Regions from separate parts of the Homo sapiens genome. Here region 2 is linked to region 1. The links are chromatin contacts, found by Hi-C in ENCODE. All regions are on one chromosome and are shown on one strand. Each heading gives the region's core, a stretch centred on a gene start or an enhancer-like site at or near the end of the contact. The rest is flanking DNA. Distances are from core to core; before and after follow the strand shown. Region 1 holds the start of IVL (involucrin). Region 2 holds the start of SPRR2E (small proline rich protein 2E).

What was found. Hi-C counts contacts between places; a loop is a spot of excess contacts on that map.
Region 2: a map of Calu3 shows a loop between it and region 1 (2.2-fold over the local background). The contact joins the promoter of SPRR2E here to the promoter of IVL in region 1. A Hi-C loop is called at or near these places in 1 of 168 maps with a recorded cell type or tissue (Calu3).

Annotation. Positions count from the first base shown.
Region 1 is chr1:152,903,069-152,910,473 of GRCh38, forward strand. It overlaps IVL (involucrin), which reads left to right and starts at 5,478. Exons shown (of 2, transcript NM_005547.4): 1 at 5,478-5,521; 2 at 6,711-7,405. The coding sequence starts at 6,730. RefSeq lists promoters at 2,979-6,718, 4,579-5,518, 5,238-5,472, enhancers at 3,004-4,245, 3,004-3,527, 3,004-3,389, 3,338-3,389, 5,079-5,358 and 1 more, a cis regulatory region at 4,828-5,324 and silencers at 5,093-5,145, 5,518-6,718.
Region 2 is chr1:153,091,564-153,098,968 of GRCh38, forward strand. SPRR2E (small proline rich protein 2E) reads right to left here and starts at 2,963. Exons shown (of 2, transcript NM_001024209.4): 1 at 2,921-2,963; 2 at 1,572-2,207. The coding sequence starts at 2,188. The coding sequence ends at 1,970.

The sequences.
Region 1 (7,405 bases), core at 4,228-6,727:
CCCTGCACCCAAGGGCCCTGCCACTGCTGGCTGCCTTCAACCAAACTGTGCTCCTCACAGCCCTGCCTTCTTTTTCACACAGCCCTGTGAAGTCTTACCCCTTATGGTATTTTGCCTATCACCTCCATTCCATGTGCTTGGCTGAAATCGTACCTTATACCTTTGACTTGATGGGCTGTGACTGTATGTATACTCCTCACTCTATTGCTAGATTCCTTTTTCCAGATAAAATTTTGTTCCAAACCACTGTCTGTCCTCTGCCCATGCAGATCCCAGGCCCCACCATGTACCATCAAGCTCTAGAAATGGAAAGCCACCTTAATGTCCCCATGATTCCCACTCAGGGGAGCATACTCAGTGCACACAGGCCATTATCAAAGCACAAGACAGAGTCTCATGTCTTGGGCTGAATCGTCACCTGAGGCCCAGCAGCAGCAGACTGGAAGGAGCAGCAAATGGGAAGGCGACCTGGCTCCCCTCACCACGCTACTCCCATGGACTGTGTGACTGTGGGGCTTCATGTTTTTCATGGGCAAAATGAGTTAGTTAAAGCTGATGAACTTTAAAGAACTTACACCTTCAAAACTATCTTTAGGTAGGTAACACACTGTAATCCATCAGCAAAACTTTGCAATGGCCCCCAGCGATAAAATAGCCAACTTCCTGACTACAACCTATGTGCTAAGCACATATATTCCCTCACCAAATTCTCACAGAATTCTAAGGAATTGTTAGTATCCCCATTTTACAGACAAGGAAACTGAAATTCATAGAGGTGAAATGTCTTGTCCAGATAAAAAGACGTGCAGGTGCAATTCAAACCCAGGCCTGTCTGACAGCAAAGCCAGTGCCCACCATTGAACAGTAACATTCTTTCAGATTGGATTAGGCTGAAATAAACTTAAACACCAGACCCAGCCAGGAAGTGGAGCTCCCTATTCCCAGGACCAAAGAGGGTCATCCCAAGGGCATTTTGGCTGAATGAGAGCCAGAGAAAACTGACACTCCCTCCAGAAAACCCAGAACTGGCCATGTTGAGGTAAGTGACTGACTCACAGAGCTAGAATGTGTCTTTGAAGTCACCTAGTGGAACCTGTCACAGCCATCAGATGCTCAAGCACCTAGCAAAGCAGCCTGATGGGGAGGAGAGCCCCTGACTGGAGGTCAGGACACATGGGTTCCAGCCCAGCTCTATCACAGCCTCGCTGTAGGCTCTTGGGCAACTCATGTTCTCTCCAGACTTCAATTCCTGTCAGAAGACAGATGAGCCCCAATGGTGAGAAGTAGGCATAGGTGTGTTAAGAAGCACCTGCATTCTAAGCTACTTGAAGGCAGGGATTGTGTGTTTTCTATTCATAACCCTATCTCCAGTGCCTTGCACATAGTAGAGGCTCAGTAAGTGTTGGTTGAATGAATACATCAATTATATTAACAACTTTACCTTGTGACCTGGTATTAGGCAAAGGCATTACTTCTTTTTTTGTTGAGGTACAATTCATATAACATAAAGTTACCATTTTAAAGTGAACAGTTCAGTGGTGTTTAGTACATTCATATATTATGCAACCACCAACTCTATGTCGTTCTATAACATTTTCATCATCCCCATTAGCAGCTACATCCCATTCTCTCCTCCTCTCACTTCCTGGCAACCATCAGTTTGCTTTCTGTTTCTATGAATTTACATATTGTGAATTTAAGTTATTATTATTAGTTATTATTAGATAGATAAATAGAGAAGCTCCTATGCACCAGGCGCAGTGTAAGGCATTTCCCATGCATTCTCTGAGGACTCCTCCATCTCAGACATTCTGCTGCTGGACAGAGAATCAACTGTACAAAATGTGATTTCCCCAACAATGAGCCCAAAGGGGAGGGAATTTCCTTTAGTTGGAGAAGGGGGAACTGAGTGTCTCTTTCCTCTACTACTGGCAGCCTTTATGCCTCTGCTCCTCTTGCTGCCACCAAGAGCAGAGCTGTGGCTGCCCTTCCACAGCTCTCAGATCCAAGAACAAAGGCCAGAACTGGTGACTGAGATCCAGTGATCCAACAAGCCCAGGAGAGAAAGCTATAAGAAGATGTAAGAGAGGAAAGCAGGTCAGGACAGACAGATCCACCCAGAAGCCCAAAAAGGATGAGTCAGCCCTCTTGGCCCTTTCTTGGTCTCATCTCCCTTCCTTGAATAGCAGACGGGCACAAAAGGTGAGAGAAGAGCCAAGGTCAGGTCCAGGAAGCAATGGAAAAAGATGAGGAGGATTCAAAGTTTGTGGGGAAGGTCGGGCACCGTGGCTCACGCCTGTAATCTCAGCACTTTGGGAGGCTGAGGCGGGCAGACCATGAGGTTAGGATTTCGAAACCAGCCTGGCCAACATAGTGAAACCCCATCACTACTAAAAATACAAAAATTATCCAGGCATGTTGGCACATGCCTGTAGTCCCAGCTACTCAGGAGGCTGAGGCAGGAGAATCGCTTGAATTGGGGAGGCAGAGGTTGCAGTGAGCCAAGATTGCACCACTGCACTCAAGCCTGAGAGACAGAGTGGACTCTGTCTCAAAAAAAAAAAAAAAAAAAGAAGTGTGTGGGGAGACAACTAGTGCAGGTTGGCAGGTTGAGGACTGAGAGCCGCTGATGTAGGAGACAGTGCCCTGGGGAGAGGAGGAGGCTTGTGAGAGGGAGAGGAGGCTAGCAGCCTCAGAGCATGGGGCAGTGCCATACCAGGAAGCAGATGAGGCATGGCTATTCAAGATGAGAATGCATGATTTTCTGGCCCAAGTCACCTTCCAGGACCATCTGCTATGACCCCTCTGGCAATCTGTTAAGAGCTGTCCTCAGCATCCCTCCCCACAGGACATTGAATCACCATAACCAATTTCTTCTGCCCCCTACCACTAAGCAACAGCTCAAATAGGTTGCCTCACTCAGGAGAGAGACAAACTAGCCAGCTTCTGCCTCCAAATTTGAAATAGCCAGTGCATCCTTAGGCTGGGGCAGAGTTGGGGCCAAAGCTTCTCCATGTGTCATGGGATATGAGCTCATCCTTATTATGTTGGGTGGGGGTTGGACAGTTACCCAGACTTGTCATGTGGACCTGGAGCTTATGAGGTCATTCACATAGGCAGTGAAAGAACCTCTCCCATATACGTGAATGCCTGTCTCCCAAATGGGGCAACCTGTGGGCAGAATAAGGGACTTCTCAGCCCTAGAATGTTGAGGTTTCCCCAACCCCTCCCTTGCATACACACACACACAAACACTCCCTCAGCTGTATCCACTGCCCTCTTTCCCACACCCTAGCTTTGCCCAGCAGTCAAAGGCTCACACATACCATCTTCTCCTTAAGGCTCTTATTATGCCGTGAGTCAGAGGGCGGGAGGCAGATCTGGCAGATACTGAGCCCCTGCTAACCCATAAGACCGGTGTGACTTCCTTGATCTGAGTCTGCTGCCCCAGACTGACTGTCACGGGCTGGGAAGAGGCAGATTCCCCCCAGATGAAGTCAGCAGCAGAGCACAAGGGCATCAGCGCCAAAGTAAGGATGCTTGATTAGTTCTTCAGGGCAGAGTGGGCTGTGCTTCCTCTGCCCCAGAAAATGGCACAGTCCCTGTTCTATGGGAAAAAGAATGTGAGGTCCCTGGGTGGGCTCAGGGAACAGAGAGGTCATGAGGAGGGGATAGCACTGCAGAAACCAAGGGTGCCTTGTGAGTCCTCCCTCTGTCTTTTTAGGCATGATCCAGGAACATGACAAAATTAGTGCTTTAAATAGATTTACTTGGGGCTAAGAGAAATGTGCCTGTCAGGAAAACTATGGGGAATCAGGACACTTCTCAAAATTAGCCCCACTGAGTATTGTCTTTATAATTCCTTCTTTTTGGATTAGATTGTAAAAAAGAGAGTGTAAATGAATGATGTCCATATAATAAGTTATTAGCCAACCATTAAAAAGAAAGGGAAGAAATAAATCAGTTTGGTTTTTACACACACATACAGACACACACATATAAACATTGATCAACACTGAAATGTTTAATAGTCATTATTTTCGGGTCGTAAAATTCACTGTTCTTCAATGAATACTTGTAGAGCACATATTATATGCAGTAGTTTTGATAGGTTCTAGGGGTATAGTGGAAAACATACCAGGTATACGCTGCTCTTAGCTTATTTTCCAGTGGGAAAGATAGACAATAAGCAAGTGAACAAATGCAAATAAATTACTCTAGATTGTTATAAGTGAAATTAAGTACCAATCCTTTAGATATGGTACACAGAGAAGGATCTCTGACAGACCCCAACATTGACACTGAAGCTGAAAGGCATAAAAGAACCAGAGACCTGGGGAGGGGCCGGTGGGCAGAAGGAGAGCAGGTGCCAAGCCCCCAGGTGGAGAGCTCTGGGCTCATCTCAGGAACCGAAGGCCCTCAGTGAGGTAAGAATATACCTCTCAGGGAGAGATTGACATGAATTGGGGCCCCAGAAGAAGGCAGAAGCCAGGTACCCAGGGTCTTTTAAACCACGGCAGTGAGTTTGAATGTTATTTCAAGTGTGCTGGTGCACTGTTGGCACGGGGGAGAGATGTGCTCAAATCCCCACTCTGAAAGATTTCTTAAGCTATTTCTAGAGTATGATTTACAACAGGAAATGGATGATTTGATTCTGATCTTTATACCTTCATGCATTTAAAAAAGTACTTAAGAAAGTAGTTTGGTTTGTCATTATAAAAAGCAATACTTATTTTTATATTGTGTAGATTCAATCTTGTTTCCTTGCCTAGAGTGGGCCGTGCTTTGGAGTTCTTATGAGCATGGCATTCCTGAGAACTTCTCTAACTGCAGCCTCGGGCATAGAGGCTGGGCAGCAAGTGGCAGCAGCAGAGGACTCCTAGAAGCCTTCTACTTGACTCTACTTGGCCTAAAGTCAAACTCCCTCCACCAAAGACAGAGTTTATTTCCACATAGGATGGAGTTAAAAAATATATTCTGAGAGAGGAAGGGCTTGTGGCCCAAGAGAACACCCCAGAAATACCACCCCTTCATGGGAAGTGACTCTATCTTCAAACATATAACCCAGCCTGGACATCCCCGAAAGACACATAACTTTCCATTTCATGCCCTTGAAAGTGAATCTTTTGGCCTAATAATGAGAACAAACTCATTTTGAAAGTGGAAAAATTGAGATTCAGAGCAGAAGTTTGACTAAGGTCACAAAACAGTAGGATGCCTCACTCAGCTCCCTGTGCCTAGGTCAGAAAAGCATCACAGGAATAGTTGAGCTACCAGAATCCTCTGGCCAGGCAGGAGCTGTGTGTCCCTGGGAAATGGGGCCCTAAAGGGTTTGCTGCTTAAGATGCCTGTGGTGAGTCAGGAAGGGGTTAGAGGAAGTTGACCAACTAGAGTGGTGAAACCTGTCCATCACCTTCAACCTGGAGGGAGGCCAGGCTGCAGAATGATATAAAGAGTGCCCTGACTCCTGCTCAGCTCAGCACTCCACCAAAGCCTCTGCCTCAGCCTTACTGTGAGTCTGGTAAGTGTCGGATGGTAGAACCAGGGTTGGGACTCGGGACCTCCAACAGCATACGATGTGGTGGGGGTGGGCAGCCTGGGTGGGGGTGGGCATTACTCTGGGGCTGGATTCAGCTGGACTTTCATTCTAGGGGGACTCGAGTCAGAGTACTGAGAGAAAAGTGCCTTGGCACAGAAGTGCAGAACAGAGAGTAATCATCCTATGTCCCATCTTTTCTTGTGACCATATTTTTGGATTTGTGTGTGAGAGAGAATTATGGAAGGGAGGAGGGGAATAGCATTCAACTTCTTTCCTAAACCTCTTGGGTTTTGACAGACCATCATTTTGCCTTCTTTATGGAGGGAGAGGTTCAGGGAAGAGCTTCTACCTTTTGGCTATGCTGCACAGAGGGATGGCAGAATGGGGAAACCTTTCTATTTGGAGAAACCTAGGCAGAGCTGGGACAGGAAAACTCAACTTAGAAGTATAAGACTTGGAAGAACAACCTCCAACTCTCAGCAACCTTCCAGCTCCCGCAGCCCCACCCCAGACACAAGGACTGCAGCTAAACCTCAGAAGGTCAGGAGAGAAAGCAGCCCTGGGGTTGAATAGGCCAACCTGCTGGCTTTACAGGGGGGAAAACCAAATCCCAGGAGACTAAGTGACATGCCCAGAAACACACAGCATTCCAATGGGAGATTCAGGCCTAGAGCATGTCCTGTGGCTCCAGTCTGGAGGTCACACCATGACCTCTTAGGTCCTCTCTGGCACGGCCTATTGGTTTTCTAGGACTTGGTGTTCTCCAAGAGACATTTCATTCCCTAAGGCCTTACTCCTCACTGTGACATAATCCCAGAACGCATCTCTGCTCCTTGGTCAGTGAAGCGATGAGGGTGGACACAAGGACTAGACAAGAGCAGACAGTGAGCTGGCACCTGACCCACCCTTGCAGAACAGCCCTGCAGACAGATCTCCTTGTTGGCTCTCACCTGGGAACAAGGAGGCTCCTAGGAGGACCTTTCTCTGCCCCTCCACATTTCCACCCTTCTCTCTCTGCTGCTTTTGGGAAATGATAGTCCAGAGGTGGTAGAACAGTACCCTGCCCAAGGGAAGAGGGGATGCTAAAAAACCAGATACTTCTGCAGATTCCCAAGGTTTCATCTATTTCCTTTGCCTTCAGCCTGTGCATCAGACCTCTTCTGTCTTTCAGGTTGACAGTAGCTTCTAAGATGTCCCAGCAACACACACTGCCAGTGACCCTCTCCCCTGCCCTCAGTCAGGAGCTCCTCAAGACTGTTCCTCCTCCAGTCAATACCCATCAGGAGCAAATGAAACAGCCAACTCCACTGCCTCCCCCATGCCAGAAGGTGCCTGTCGAGCTCCCAGTGGAGGTCCCATCAAAGCAAGAGGAAAAGCACATGACTGCTGTAAAGGGACTGCCTGAGCAAGAATGTGAGCAACAGCAGAAGGAGCCACAGGAGCAGGAGCTGCAGCAACAGCACTGGGAACAGCATGAGGAATATCAGAAAGCAGAAAACCCAGAGCAGCAGCTTAAGCAGGAGAAAACACAAAGGGATCAGCAGCTAAACAAACAGCTGGAAGAAGAGAAGAAGCTCTTAGACCAGCAACTGGATCAAGAGCTAGTCAAGAGAGATGAGCAACTGGGAATGAAGAAAGAGCAACTGTTGGAGCTCCCAGAGCAGCAGGAGGGGCACCTGAAGCACCTAGAGCAGCAGGAGGGACAGCTGAAGCACCCGGAGCAGCAGGAGGGGCAGCTGGAGCTCCCAGAGCAGCAGGAGGGGCAGCTGGAGCTCCCAGAGCAGCAGGAGGGGCAGCTGGAGCTCCCAGAGCAGCAGGAGGGGCAGCTGGAGCTCCCAGAGCAGCAGGAGGGGCAGCTGGAGCTCC
Region 2 (7,405 bases), core at 1,713-4,212, 190 kb after region 1:
TACCTGGGTGATGAAATAGCTGTATGATAAGCGCCTATGACACAAGTTTAAGTATATAACAAACCTGCATATGTACCCCTGAACTTAAAATAAAAACTTAAAAAAAGCAGATGCCAAAGAAGATGCAAAGAAAAATGTCTTATATGCTCTTGGTAAGGATGTAAATTAGAACAGCTGCTGTGGAAAACAGTAAGATTTATCCAAAAAACTAAAAATAGAATTATCATTCAATCCAGCAATCCAACTACAGTGTATCTATCCAAAGGAAAAGAAATCAGATTATGAAAGGGTTGCCTAAACTCCCATGGTTATTGCAGCACTATTCACAATAGCAAAGATGTATAACCTAAGCATCCATTAATGAATGAATGGACAAAGAAAAGATAGAATATACATGCAAAGAAATACTATTTCATTGTAATAAAAAGAATGAATTCCCATCATTGGAAGCAACATATATTCAAATGGAGGTCATTATGTTAAGTAAAATAAATCAAGCAGAGATAGACAAATATTGTGTGTTTTCACTCATATGTAGGAGCTGCAAAATTTGATCTATAAATGTAGAGAGTAGAATGATAGATACCAGAAGCAGGGAAGGGAGTTCAGGGGATGGAGAATGATAAAACACTGGCTAATGAGTACAAACATAGAGATATATAAAAGGAGTAAGTTTTAATATTTGATAGCAGAGTAGGGTGACTACAGTTTACAACAACATATTGTATTTTTCAAAATAGCTAGAAGAGAGGAATTAAAATGTTTCCAACAAAGACAGAAATGATAAATGCTCAAGGTGATGAATGCCCTAAATTTCCTAATATCCCGGCTTTATCATTACACATTTGATCCATGTAACAATATATCACACGTATCCCAAAAATGTGTATAAGTATTAGGAACCAATAAAAACAGAGTCTTCGATAGCATTAGGAGTTATACCTAATGCTAAATGACGAGTTAATGGGTGCAGCATACCAATATGGCACATGTATACATATGTAACAACCCTGCATATTGTGCACACGTACCCTAAAACTTAAAGTATAATAATAATAAAATTTAAAAAAAAACAGAGTCTTCTTATTTTTTATATTAGTTACATCCAAGCCACTCTATTGCTGGAACAAATATGGTAGTGGTTGTCATGGGGAGTGATGATGATGATGATGATGATGGTGGTGGTGGTGGTAATGGTGGAAACAATGATGATATGTTACTGCCAATAAACTTCTAAAATGACAGCTAATTATGTGTCAGGCATTGCGACAACAAAATTTCAGATAGTAATTAGATTTATCCCAAGACTAGTTTGTTAAGTAAATGTTATTTTGGTCGCTTTGCAATAAAGAGATTGACATTCACAGAAGTTGAATAATATGTTCCTCAAATCAATCAAACACTAATTAAGGAAAATAAAAGTGGTTTAAATAATACAGACATAATCTTTGATATGACCCAAATTTTAAGATTCTGACTGTGGTTGAAAGAAAGGTGGAAATAAACCCAAATGATTATATAATTTTACTAATAAAGCAGATTTGAAAAGAAACAAAAGATCCATTCACAAATACGTATGCAAAGATATTTTATTCAGGGAGTGAAAGAAAAGTGACAATTGCACAGGTGTTAGAAGCCCATGCCCAGGTGACAGACAGACACAGAAAACATCAACAGCATTTTTTGATGGTTCCCAGGGACAGAGCTGCTGGTCCTTCTTCCAAAGCTCTGGGAACTGACACTGCTGAGGACTTCCTTTCTCAGTCTCCACCTGGACAGTGGCAATATGGCAGCCTCAGAAAGGAAACCTTTTGCTATCAGGGATCATCATGGGCAGATCACTGGCTAAGAGGAAAGAAGCTAACTGTGTATCCATGGTAGGCTTTGATGAGAAGATGCAGGTGAAGCTGTGGAACAAGGTGAGCCAATTATCCTTATCCTTTCATGCTCCTGATGAATTCTGAAGCTGTTACTTGCTCTTGGGTGGACACTTTGGCTGGCAGGGTGGGGAAGGTGTCACAGGAGGACATTTTTGCTGGCACTGCTGAGGTGGGCAGGGCTGTGGACACTTTGGTGGTGGGCAGGGCTCAGGGCACTTCGGGGGTGGACATGGCTCTGGGCACTTTGGCGTGGGGCACACAGGAGGTGGCTGGCAGGGCTGCTTGCACTGCTGCTGTTGATAAGACATCCTGCTGGAGTCTCAGAATCTGAAAGAAATGATATGACAGTGTTCACAGGAATGGACTCCTCCAGAGAGAGAAGCCAAAGCTTATGTAATACCATGGCATATTATTTCTCCAATCTCCAAAAATTTATTTAAACTCTTAGCTCTCTTTTCATGACTTCCTGTCTTCTCCTTTCCACTTTAGCAAGTTGTTTCATCAGCCCTAGGAATTCCTGCCTTTCCTCATACAATTTTTCCAAAGAAAACATCTCTATAATAAAGAAGCAAGCATGTTATTCCATGAAAATGACATCTTCAGGAAAGGCAGTCACAAGTTCAGACCTCCTGGGCAATCTCACAAGCTATTCCTATCATCATTATCTGTTGTAAAGCACCAGTGGGTTGACTTGGGCACAGAGCAAGGGCTGTTCAGGAAGAAGTACTGGCTCTCACACCTGCTAAGACACAAACCTTTGAAAAGGATACCAGGAAAATATGGAAAAGAGAAAAATACTTCATCCCTTTCTTCAAACCAAAACTTTCCTATTAACTTCTCTGTCCATATGGACATATAATTGTACATTTTTTAAAAATCTGTGTAAAACACTGTATCATGTAATCTAATCCTGTAGTTCCATCAACTAAGTACCATCAAACCTATGATCACAGGTTTGGATCCACCAAACTTGCTGGATTCAGGTTAAATTCAACACTTCAGGGCACAAAGAACAGAGGAACTCAAGGAAGCAGACTCACCAGGTTCTCCAAAGCAGATCAGTGCTCAAGTACCAGGAGTTTAGGAGTTGTAGAGCAGAGAACCTCTTTATAGGGCCTGCTACCCCACCCAGCAGGAAGTGGAACTACCCAAAACTGGGCTGGCCCAGCAATGTCCCAACTAAAATGCAAATCTATCCATAACTGGCATGACAGGGATTCTCAAACTGGGAAATATCCTGTTCTGGGATCTTTCCACTGGATTAAGTGCCCTGACTCACTGAGGCCCTGCCTTAGATCTCAGTTTCAGTGACAGCAAAGAGGGACTTGGGGGATTCTCTAACTGGTGGTCAAGGGCTCTCTTTCTTGATTGGGGGCAATGAATGCTTCCTGTCTTACACATTCCCTAAATCATAAAACTTCCTGCCCTGATCCACTTTAGCTGAATGCCATATTGTTTGTACATGAACCCATCTCCACCTCTACTTTCCTTGTACAATTTGCCAATGTGCTAGAAGGAAGGAGAGACCTAACAAAGGCCTGAGTTCTGGCCCCAGATTTTTTTGCTAAGCTGTATGACCACAGCCAGGTCAACTCTCCTCCCTGGAACTGTAAACAGAAGAGCATCTTATTTACCTCTGGGTTTGGAGGCACTGACCACATTGTGCCATCTGTTGATCCTGTTCAAGCCTGAAATTTTCTGCTCCACCTCTTTCTCTTGCAGAAACCCAGATTTTACCTATATTCCTTTCCTCTTTGAGGGTTGTCTTCTACAACCCTCAAAGAGGCACTTGTGTCCCAAGATAGATACCAGAGTGAGATCCAGTCTCTCCAGTACATTTGCCACTGCTACCATCAAGGGAGTGTACTACAGGCTTTTCATTTGTAAAACTGTACTCTTATTCACCACATTAAGAAAATGGAGAAAAGGGAACCAAAGTTACAAGCATTCATTTTAAATCTATGTATTGAACCATGCCTGTATGTTTCCCTGTGAACATCATATAGAGAACAAGATGCATAGACTCACAGTATCTTATGTAAATAATTAGAAGTTTTCCAGAATAGAGGTCAGAGCACTTAAAGTCTGAAATCTAGGGGAAAATATAAACTCAGTGTGATCCTATGTGTTTGCTTTCTCTACCTCTCTTTCCAAACAGGTTTTAGTCTTTGAAAAATGGTATTTTTTAATTTGTTTGTATGTTCTTCCATTGTCTTTTCCAAAAGCTCTCTAGCCCCACAACCTGCTAGATTATCAACTCACACCCCAATGTATACCTCTCATCTGTTCATTTTAGTACACATTGTTCACTCGATACGTATGTTGTCAATGTGAATGTCTTTCACATCTTTTTAAAACTCTTCCTGCAATCAATGGGGCTTACTAAACATTGTATATTAAACATTTAAAACAGTGCTGCTGGAGCTTTCTTATCTGGGCTAATGATCAGGAAGCTTTCCAAGAATGTGATTTTATAATTGGAGAAGAAGAAGGAAGAGGAAGATAAGGAAAAAGAGGAAGAGGAGTGACTCAAATTCTTTGGAGCACTCACCAGCTATGCTCCAGATAGAGCAAGAACACTGAATCAACCCAGCATCACATCTCTCAGTTAAGCAGGTTAGGTTTCCAGATCTGCAATTGCTCCAGTCTTTAAGGAAGAGCTTTTGGCCAAGATCACTGTGGCCAGATGCTGCAGAAATACAACTATCATGTCAGCACCTTTGCGCCAGGTGTTTACAAATAGTGTTCTCACCAAATGCTTCCTATAGACTATTACACATGCCAAGCACAGTGGGTAAAGTAAACAGACTTCACTCAATAGGTCACCTACTCCTCCCCAGAGTCTCACATCACATCTACAACACAGATCCTTAGAGAAATGTCTGATTTCTAACATGCAAAATTGGAGAATTGGCTGCCAAATGAGATCACTGTGTGAGATAATACAGTTTGGGTCATGCCCTGAGACTCCCCTTCTGAGAACACCCCACTCAAACAGGCTGTTTATCACAGCAGTGCAGGCACCAGAGCAGCAGCAGCCCTAGTGCCCCCAGCATCTCAGACAGGCTCACTTTACAAGTTGAGGTGATGAACTTGAAGCTAAGAGTTCCTCACAGTCCAGGTACATGAAGAGCAGCCACAACATGAAGAGGGGCAGCTACTAGTCACAGCTTCCCCAAGTTATGACATCCAGGCCCTGAAACATAGAGTGAGGCATACTTCACACACACACATACACACACTCACACTCACATACCATGAGTCTTTATCTGTCATCTATCTACATGTCTAAAGAGGTTAGCTTTATCTTCTTTAAGAGTCTGATAGCCTTAGTTAGGTTCATTCCTATTACTTCTACTCCATAATTTTCTAGGGGATCATTAAGTATGAATTATTAGTACTTAAAAATGACAGGAAAGAACAGATACCTTTAACATTTTGCGATTCAGAAAGTATATTTGAATTTTATTAATTATATATTCACTCATGTGTGTTTGTGTTTATAATGCTATGAAATTTACATCACGTACGTAGCATTGGCTACTACTACAGTCAAGATACATAACTGTTCCATTACCACAAGGCTCCTCTGCTCCCCACTTATAGCCATAACCACCCCTCCTTTCCCAAATATTTACCTCTAGTAAATATTACTCTTTTATCCATCTCTATGATTTCATTATTTTAAGAATATTTGAGTGAATTTATACATCATGTAACCTTTTGAGAATTGCTCTTTTTTTCACATAACATAATTTCATAGAAGTCCATTCACTTTGTGCAAACACTTTTAATTTTGTCTAATGCTTGATTCAACATTTTATCTCACATTTTAATACTATACATTCCACTAAACAAAATAGTACTGGCAAATAAAGTTTTAAAATTAAATAGAAAAAAATTAAAAAACAGGAATTATGGTAAAATATTCTTGGTATGTTCAGAGATATGGTAACTGCAACTACCCATGCATATCTGCCTTCTGCTTTTATTTCTGAATGAAAGGCTAAGCCTAGCATTTGTCCTTCCTTGCTGAATCCGATAAATTACAGAACATACATAAGGTAGAATAGCGAAGATCATTAAGGTGGATGTTTTGGAAGATTATTTAATATAATTTAAAATATTCTAATTGTACTAAAACATACATAAAGCATGACAACATTTTTGTCAACATTTATTAAAAGATAGGAAACATATGAAACAATATATGAAATGTGATTTTATATGGCTGGTGAAATTACAGATGATGTTTATTTTCTTGTTTTACTTTTCAAAATATTCTCCAAATGTTACCTATTATTGAGGTAAGAATCTTAAAATTCTACTTTGAAAAACTGACAACAGACAAGCCTGTCCATTTTTCAATTAGTGAGATAATGGTCTTTTTTCTTTTCAGCATTTTTGGCCAGAGACCAAGGGTGGGGCTGGATGTAAGTAGCAGTTGCTTTATTGTTATAGCTCTACATTGGATCACATCGCTTCTAAAATCTCTCTTGAAGAAAACCCCGATAATATTCCCCATCCTCATAGCAGTGACATATGTACACAGAAGCCACAGACACCCAATATCCATATGTATCTATAAAACAGTTCACCAAAATTGGCAGATCTTCCTAGGGTAAAAAACAATCAGGAATGGGTTTGTCTACTATCCAAGACCCAGACAGATACAAATCATAAAATTGGCCATAATATGATGAAATTGGAAGTAATGGATGATGAGTAGACAGGTAATAAATATAATAGAACATAGTGATAACAATAGTACCTACCACTAAATTGTCATGAGAAAAAAAATTAAATCAGAGACTTCATATAAAGTACTTAGCACAGGCTACAGATAATACTCAAAATAGTAAAGAAACACATGGTTAATCAAAGAGATAGAGGCAAAACATCGATTTCAAGTTGTTTATGGTTAAGAAAGGTATCAGCTTTCTCTTTAAGATTGTTTATATAATCCTTGTTTTAAGTGTGTGCCAGAAGTTTTTAGGAAAAAGCAAATGCAAATGTATGATTTGAATGAAGTGTGCAGAAATAAGATAGACTGTTCTGCACTTTTGTTCTTATGTGTTACAAATGAGAGTTAACCTAAGCAGAAACTTAGAACAAAGGATACAAAAAAAGTTTTAATTTGTCCATGTTATTTGAACTGTCTACGGACTTCTTCTCAATTCAGTTAGTACAAGAAAAAATAAATCTAAAAACAATAAATAGCAGTATGTTGATTTATTGATTTGCAAAATATTAACATGTATAGATATTTTTATTCTGTGTGAAAATATATATAATGGTTTATTCTGTGTCAAAAAAATATATAATGTTACCTCCCATTTAGTCTACTGTTACTGTGGTTAGCTGTTTAGCACAATAAAAATATTGCTCATTTAAATATCACAAACTTCAGCTGGCAAACTACCTAAATTTTAGGCTAAATCCTTATAAAAAACTGAATACCTCATTAGCACTAATCTTTCCAAAGTGTATAAACCTTATAAATTCTACTTTTATTTTCTCCTTAT